Linked DNA regions of Homo sapiens: regions 2 and 3 are each linked to region 1. Evidence: read pairs that join two places in POLR2A ChIA-PET (ENCODE). Cell type or tissue: OCI-LY7. All regions are shown on one strand.

Region 1 (2,500 bases):
TTATTATTGATAAATAAGGACTCACTACTGCAATTTTGTTCATTGTTTTCTAGTTGTTTGGCAGACCCTCTGTTTCTTCCTCTCTTGCTGTCTTCCTTTGTGATTAGATGATTTTCTCTAGTGGCAAGCTTTCATTCCTTACTGTTTACTTTTTGTGCATCTACTCTTGGCTTTTAGTTTGTGGTTACCATGAGGCTTATATAAAACATCTTATAACAGGATATTTCAGACTAATAATTTTCATTGCATTAAAAAAAACTGTATACTTTTACTCCATGCTCCCCATTTTGTTTTTGATGTCACAATTTATATTTTTATATCATATATCCATTAACAAATTATTATAGCTATTATTATTTTTTAAAGTTGTGCCTTTTTTTTTTTTTTTTTTTTTTTGAGACGGAGTCTCGCTCTGTCGCCCAGGCTGGAGTTCAGTGGCGCAATCTCAGCTCACTGCAGCCTCCGCCTCCCGGGTTCAAGCGATTCTCCCTGACTCAGCCTCCTGAGTAGCTGGGATTACGGGTGCCCGCCACCACACCCGGCTAGTTTTTGTATTTTTAGTAGAGATGGGGTTTCGCGATGTTGACCAGGCTGGTCTCGAACTCCTGACCTCAGGTGATCTGCCTGCCTTGGCCTCCCAGAGTGCTGGGATTACAGGCGTGAGCCACCATGCCTGGCCTAAAGTTGTGTCTTTTAGCATTCATACTAATGATATAAGTTGATTTGCAAACCACCATTATGGTATTAGAGTATTCTGGAGTTGACTGTGTACTTACTTTTTAACCAGTGAATTTCATATTCATGTTTTCCTGTTAATAATTAGCATCCTTTTCTTTCAGCTGGAAGAATTCCCTTAACATTTCTTATAAGGCAGGTTTAGCGGAGATGAACCCCCACAGCTTTTGTCTGAGAGTCTTTATCTCTCCTTCATTTCTGAAGTAGGGCATTGCAAGGTAAGTGCATATTCTGCTTCTCTTTGTTTCTAGGGGGCCAAAGCTCTGTATTAATAATAGCCTTAATGTAGTGGTTTTCTCAAATGCTGGTTGTTTTTTAGGTTGTAGTAATGGTGTACTGTGTGTGTGAGCGGGTTCACTTTATCCTACAGAGATGGGAAGGTGGAGGTGTTGGGAGGCTTATCTCGTTCTCCAGAGCTGTGTGCTTCAGTCAGCAGGAATTACATTGGGTTGTGCAGTTCACTCTACGGGCCAGTAGGTGGAGCTTGCAGGAAAGAGGCGGCCAAGCACTGTCCAGTGGTGTCAGTAGAAGTGATGGGCCCTGGAGGTTGACCTCCCAGCCAGTAGCTGGCACTTGCAGGCGCCCGGTAGTTGAGATGGTGTAAAATTTTTACTTCGCCTTTGTTAATCAGGAGAGGTATCAGAATTCTTGGGCAATGAGTGGGCCCATGGGGTTCCCAGTGGTCCCCATCCCGGCTCTGCTGCCAAGGTGGCTGGCAAGGGTCTAGGGTCAGCTTCCAGGCCACTGGGGCAATCTTCCAGAGAGGCCGGGAGGTGCCTCTCCTGTGCTACAGAGCCCATTCAGGGGAATTGGGACAGCCCAGGGTTTTCACTGTACCACATTGCAGTGGGACCCACCCAGCTCCCACACCCCTGAGCTGGTAGGTCTCCAGTATCTAGCTGTCAGCAGCAGAACAGAATGGTTATGCTAGTCCCAAGCCAACTGCATTCAAATTGCCTAGCCACAGGCCATGTGACTCCTTGGGGGCAGAAACCATTGTTATTAGGCCGTACCCTTTCTGTTTTAGTCTTATGGAGGGCGGGCCACCATGCTTCCCTGCCACTGCGTGAACCCACACCATGCTCTTTGTGGTTCTGACAGTGGGGGCTCCTACCCTGCTTGAGATCAGATCATAAATCTCCATGCTCCTGGATGGTGTGCTTGAGTCCTGGGGAACAAGTACCAAGTCAGCAGACTTGTCCACTGGCCCCTTGGGCTCAAGTAACAGCTGTGATAGGGAGGAGCAAATTGCCCCCAGGCTGCCAACAAAACACTCAGATGGGGCAATGGTGGCTACACTGTGGGGTCAGGTTCCCCCTGTCTCCTCCCTCCCCAACAAGCCATGGGAATGGCCAGGCAGGCAGTCTTGGGAGGGATGAGCAGGCATGGGGCATGCTCAGATGTAGCCTGTCTTTGTGGCATATAAGAGTGAGAGTGCCTGGGCCGTGCTCATTCCCTGGCCTGGCAGACAGCAGCAGCTGCAGCAGCTTATGGCATGACATAGAGTCTTGGGGGTTGGTGCCCAGAGTCACGCTTTGCTTAAGTTGTCCAGCACATAGAAGCCTTTGGGGTTCTATATGAGTTCAAGTGACCTGTGTGTGTGTGGTCTCCACGTAGTTCCCTAGCTCCCTCTGCCAGTCTAAAGGTCTGTGAGGTCATGGAACTCTTCTGTAGCTAAGATCTCAGAGGCCTGTGGCAGGAATGTGGTACCCCACAGTTCCTTCACTCACCCTTTCCTTGGGTCCTGGTCTGGGGCCAGTCCTGG
Region 2 (2,500 bases), 1.5 Mb after region 1:
CCTGTTGTGGGGTGGGGGAAGGGGGGAGGGATAGCATTAGGAGATATACCTAATGTTAATGATGAGTTAATGGGTGCAGCACACCAACATGGCACATGTATACGTATGTAACAAACCTGCACGTTGTGCACATGTACCCTAAAACTTAAAGTATAATAAAAATAAAAATAAAAGAAAGGAGTATTTCTGAGCAGATAAATCTGTAGGTGTTTCTCATACCTTCTCTGCCATAGTCGATAAAACTGACCCAGACTCTTTGCAACAATTTCTTCCTCTGGCACTTAGAACATTTTTATATTCTCACAATTGCCCTGTGATTCTTCCCCTTTCAGTTTTCACCCTCCCCTAAGTATCTGGACTGTTCCTGTGTTTTGTAATACCACTGTATATTGCTGACTTCTAAATTTACATCTGTCTCAGACCCTTCTTCTTAGCTCCAGACCCACAGACCTAACTGCCTACTTAATATCTCCAATTGGATATATCAAATGTCACTTGGAATTAATACCTCACACTGAATTCTTAATCTATCCTAAATCTCCTTCTCTTTGCATGTCCCCCATCTCAATAAATGGCACCTCTATCTGCACAGTTTGTTATGCCAGAAGCCTTGGAAAAATCCTTGCTATCTTCTATCTTCTTTTGCCTCAGTCTAATATATCCCCAACTCTGATAAATTAAAGATTCAAACTATTTCTTTAATATAGCTAGATTTTTTTTCATTTTTATTGCTACCATTTAATGTCACACTCTCCTTTCACTTTGCTTCTAACATTTATTCAACTTTCTGTTCCTGCTCTAATGTCATCTTCTCACAGAACCCTTCCTTGTCCTCTGATCTGGATTCCACCTTTTACTGTCATCACACATTATGCTTTTGCTTTTCACAAATGTATTGGGTTACATATGTAATTATTTGTTTAGTGTCTAGTCTTCTCTAGCCTCATGTAATGTCTTCTCTAGCTTGATAAAGGCAGGAAATACGTTTGTTTTATTTTCCTGTGAATCTGCTGTATTTAGCACAGGGCTGGACCTTTAGCCCTCAGTCAGTACTTAATACCTTTTCAGAACACATTTTTATGAGCTTTAGAAACTAGTCTTCTTCCCTCTTAATGGTTATGGAGGTCTTTCAGGTTCTGTGTATCTTCTTATGGTTTCAGCTTTGACCCTGAGAATGACTCCCTTTCAATGTTACAAGACCTGGCTCCTCTTCTTGGAGACATGCTTGCAAAATTCACCCCTCCTTCCTGCCTCCCTGGTTTTCCCACAAGAATTCTCTTGAACTCACATGACTTCTTCCTACAGGAGATCTCCAAGCCTGCACCTCCAGCCCATCCAACCACAAAGAACTTTGAAACCTCTTAACCTGTCTTGTCATCTTAGTTCATGCAAATAGCAACCCCTAGAGATTTGTAGTGCACAGCCTGAACAACCACAGGGGCAAACTTCCCTTCCTGTCTCTGAAGTCTCGCTTTATCCTTATTGTCTCACCCCTAGAACTTCAAGGAGCCTCATAACTCATAGCCCAATCCCTACTCTTTCTGTAGACCCATTTTCGAAAATGCAGAATTGCAGAATTGTTCTGCCGGAAGACACCTCCAGAACATCTTACATATCTGAGTGTGTAAATGAGGAAACATAGGTTTAGAAAGTGGCAGGCTAGTCACTACAACCAAGACCTTCTAACTTTCTGTCTGGTGCTCTATGACACATACAGCCCCCACTGTGCTCAGAGGTCCTCATGGAGCTTCCTTTACTAAATGTAAAAGACTAAATTCATTTGCCTACAGTTTCCTTTTCTTTCCTTTCGATCACTTTATATTTTCTGAACTGCCCACACTTACCTTATGCATTTTTGCTGGGAGACCTTTGTTCTTCCTGTTGATCTTACCTAGAATATCTTTCTCTAGTTTTATCCTCTGTTGTGAATCTTGTGTTTCAAGCCTCAAAGCATGTCTGATACATAGCGGGCTTTAATGTATTTGCTGTTGAATGAATGAATGAAACATGTAATTTAGTCAATTTTCCCCATATTGACTGTGGCTAAATTTCTATTGACAGAAGTCAACAAATATCTACCACCATATCCTGAAGTTTGCACCAAAGTGGACAGTACTGAAAAATATGCACCTGATGTGTTTGACTCTCAAAAAGCAGTGATTTCTTAAAGCAGTTGGGAATTTTACCCTATTAATTGCTCACTTGGGTAACCATGCAGTTGATCTCCTCGACTGATCTATCTCCTGTCTTTCCCAAAGCAGATATTGATCCTGATTTTCTCTGATTTGAAGACTGACAAGTAGAGGCAGGTGAGAAAGGAAGCCTGTGGGAGACACAGGGAGAAAGGAAAGTCTAGAAAGACACTAGAAGGCCTGAAGAGGAGAAATTTATACTATGACCTCAACCAGAAACAGGTTAGAGACCTTAGTTCTTAAAAGGGAACTTGTATTGTAGGTATTATTTAAAATGTAAATTGAATCCAAGAATGATTTTAACATTT
Region 3 (2,500 bases), 880 kb before region 1:
ACCTCAGCCTCCCAACATACTGGGATTACAGGTATGAGCCACCACACCTGCCCTTTGTTTGTCTTTTTAAAGAAAGAAAAATAAGAATTAGCAACTTTACTTGTATCTCAATTTTTAATCTGGTTTACAAAATTTTATTTTTTCATCCAATACTAAGTTTACATTGAGCTAAATAGAATGTCTGAGTTGTGACATCTTTTATTCTAAGATTTTAAAATAACAATCTATGACTTTCCTGCCCATTTATTTGAAAAATGACAAGTTCTATCTTGGCAAGCCACTAATCATAATGATGTATCTTATTTCCTTCTAAATTACTGTGGCTTTTGTACCTATAACTTCTTGAAGGAACAGCAAAGATATTTCCGTAGAATTTTTTTTTTCAGTTTTAAAGCATCTTCTGTCTTAGTTGTTGTGACCACACATATTAATCATATGCAATGATATAATTTTTAGATACATTTTTATAAAAAGGCCTAGATTATCATAATCTGTTTAGCACTCTGTCAACTATATATGAGTCTGTGACAGAATTACAACTTGGTCATTCTGTATCTGAAAAGTCAGAATGTATCTGATACATTTTTGTTTGTTTTTGATTACTTTAGGAATATTACAACAGCAGGCACAATGAATTTTTATTGTTTTAGGCATATTACAAATGCAGGCCCAATGGATTCAGCACCCCTTGCATGAGTAGTAAGACACAGTAAAAGCTGCTTGTATGTTGTTGACAGAACAAAACGCATGCTTTGCTGCTCTCCTTATCTTTCTTAACTGCAGCCTGGAGAAGCAATAAAAGATTCTACTTGTATTTTTATGTCACAAGTGGTGTTGCTTACTCCCTGCCTCTCCTATGCAAAAGCAAAATGTGTAAAACAACTTTTTAAGTAACAGATATTTGAAAGCAATTCAGGAAAGATACTAGATGTTACTAGATTATATTACAAACCTCTCTGCAAATGGTTTTTATAAAACTATGTTGTAGAATTTTACATTAATAGCAAATGAAACCTAGCAAAATCATCTGTTAAAAAGAGGAACAACTCAGCCCATAGCTCCATAGCACTACTTCAACAAAAGACATTTTCATTTCAGCTAAAGGGCACACTTTTCAAATTCGGCTCTTCTATTTATGAAAATATTTATTAAGAAATTTTCTTCACCCATTTAGCCACATTTAGCATGGTTAAAAGATTAGTAACCTACATTTTCATGTCTGTATTTTTACAAGGTGTTTATCACAACATATAAATACTGGTTCTAAGAAAGAGTAATTAGCCACCACCCCTATGGCACTCAAATGTAGATTAGGTCATGAAAACCATGTTTTTACATACCTCATTTTCCTGGTCCTTTTAGTATTTGTTGCCCCAGATAGTGAGAGATGGAATAATCCATCTCTATTGAAAATGCCAGCAATGCAAATTAGCTTCTGAGTAGAGTGGATTGCATGCTAGAGTCCACAGCATGTGTAGTAATTCTCTCTACTTCCTGTTCAACTATGATACACTTTTATAACATGGAACTGCTTTTATACAAACTAAGCTCCATATTAAGTTCTTAGCTTAACTTTGACTTTGTGCTTTAAAAATCCTTACAAATATTTTAAAGCGCAATTCTATTACAGCAGAAGTTCTAAAATTGTAAATGGAATGTAACTATTCCAGGCAGTGTAGTCAGCCGTAAGCGTAATGTAGATTCATCCTAGGAAAGTAGAAATAAAAGAAATTCCAGAATTTGCATTTTATTACATGCACAATTATCAATGGGAATAATTAGACTCAGATATTTAGAGATTAACATTATACACAACTAGCAAGTTTGCAAACCACTTTAGGGAGATGAATGAAAGAAGTCATTTGTTCTCATTTTACAACACTGACACTGTTTTTGCCCTGACTACTTAATCTCTGGGCACATACCCTATGCTCTTCCTCTGGGGTTGAGGAAGCAATAAACAATTAAAGTGGTTTTCCTTAGTCCTATGAGAGCAATGATGATTTTGCCTTATTCACACTGAATTCACCCCTCTTTGCAGAGGGACACATTGTAAACTCTCAGTACATAACTGGAATACATTAATCCCTCCCGTTAAAGGAATAAAGTTTAGAGCTTGTTTGTTCCCTATTAACCTGACTGCAAACGACTACAATGTACAACCCTACACAGAAAAAAAGGAACAAAATATAAAGGTTGAGCCACAGTGTGTTCTAGTGTAAATATAATATTTTATATTCATTTCAAATAAGTAGTGAGCTCAACAGGGGACAAAGGAAGTTGAAAGCCGTGTTTTTAATGGCATCCTTGTGACTTGTTCATGATCCAGAAGCAGAGATTTTCTTGACTTTAAAGATGGAACTAGGGCCAGGTGCGGTGGCTCACGCCTGTAATCCCAGCACTCTGGGAGGCCTAGGTGGGTGGATCACCTGAGGTCAGGAGTTTGAGATCGGCCTGGCCAACATGGTGAAACCCTGTCTCTACTAAAAAATACAAAAAT

The links. ChIA-PET counts read pairs that join two places held together with the same protein. Peaks named below come from ENCODE experiments on the same cell type or tissue, not always from the same donor. Only the 100,000 strongest peaks of a DNase experiment are listed, where the experiment ranks them.
Region 2: POLR2A ChIA-PET joins it to region 1 with 5 read pairs; 1 of 35 experiments calls an interaction of 5 or more read pairs at or near these places.
Region 3: POLR2A ChIA-PET joins it to region 1 with 6 read pairs; 1 of 35 experiments calls an interaction of 5 or more read pairs at or near these places.

Annotation. Positions count from the first base shown.
Region 1 is chr11:102,389,661-102,392,160 of GRCh38, forward strand. No RefSeq gene overlaps it. Among named protein-coding and RNA genes, the nearest start is that of BIRC2, 44 kb to the left of the region's middle. In OCI-LY7, CTCF peaks have their summits at 1,204 (motif pointing right) and 1,413; a DNase peak (open chromatin) is centred at 1,211.
Region 2 is chr11:103,902,836-103,905,335 of GRCh38, forward strand. PDGFDDN (PDGFD downstream neighbor) reads right to left here. Exons shown (of 4, transcript XR_947960.3): 1 at 1,845-2,500. Among named protein-coding and RNA genes, the nearest start is that of PDGFDDN, 2.8 kb to the right of the region's middle. RefSeq lists enhancers at 1,216-1,305, 1,726-1,895. In OCI-LY7, no CTCF peak of the experiment used is centred here; DNase peaks (open chromatin) are centred at 1,406 and 1,716; H3K4me3 peaks cover 2,229 bases; H3K27ac peaks cover 2,337 bases.
Region 3 is chr11:101,509,345-101,511,844 of GRCh38, forward strand. All of the region lies in intron 1 of TRPC6 (transient receptor potential cation channel subfamily C member 6), which reads right to left. Among named protein-coding and RNA genes, the nearest start is that of MIR3920, 9.3 kb to the right of the region's middle. In OCI-LY7, no CTCF peak of the experiment used is centred here; a DNase peak (open chromatin) is centred at 1,437; H3K4me3 peaks cover 635 bases; H3K27ac peaks cover 972 bases.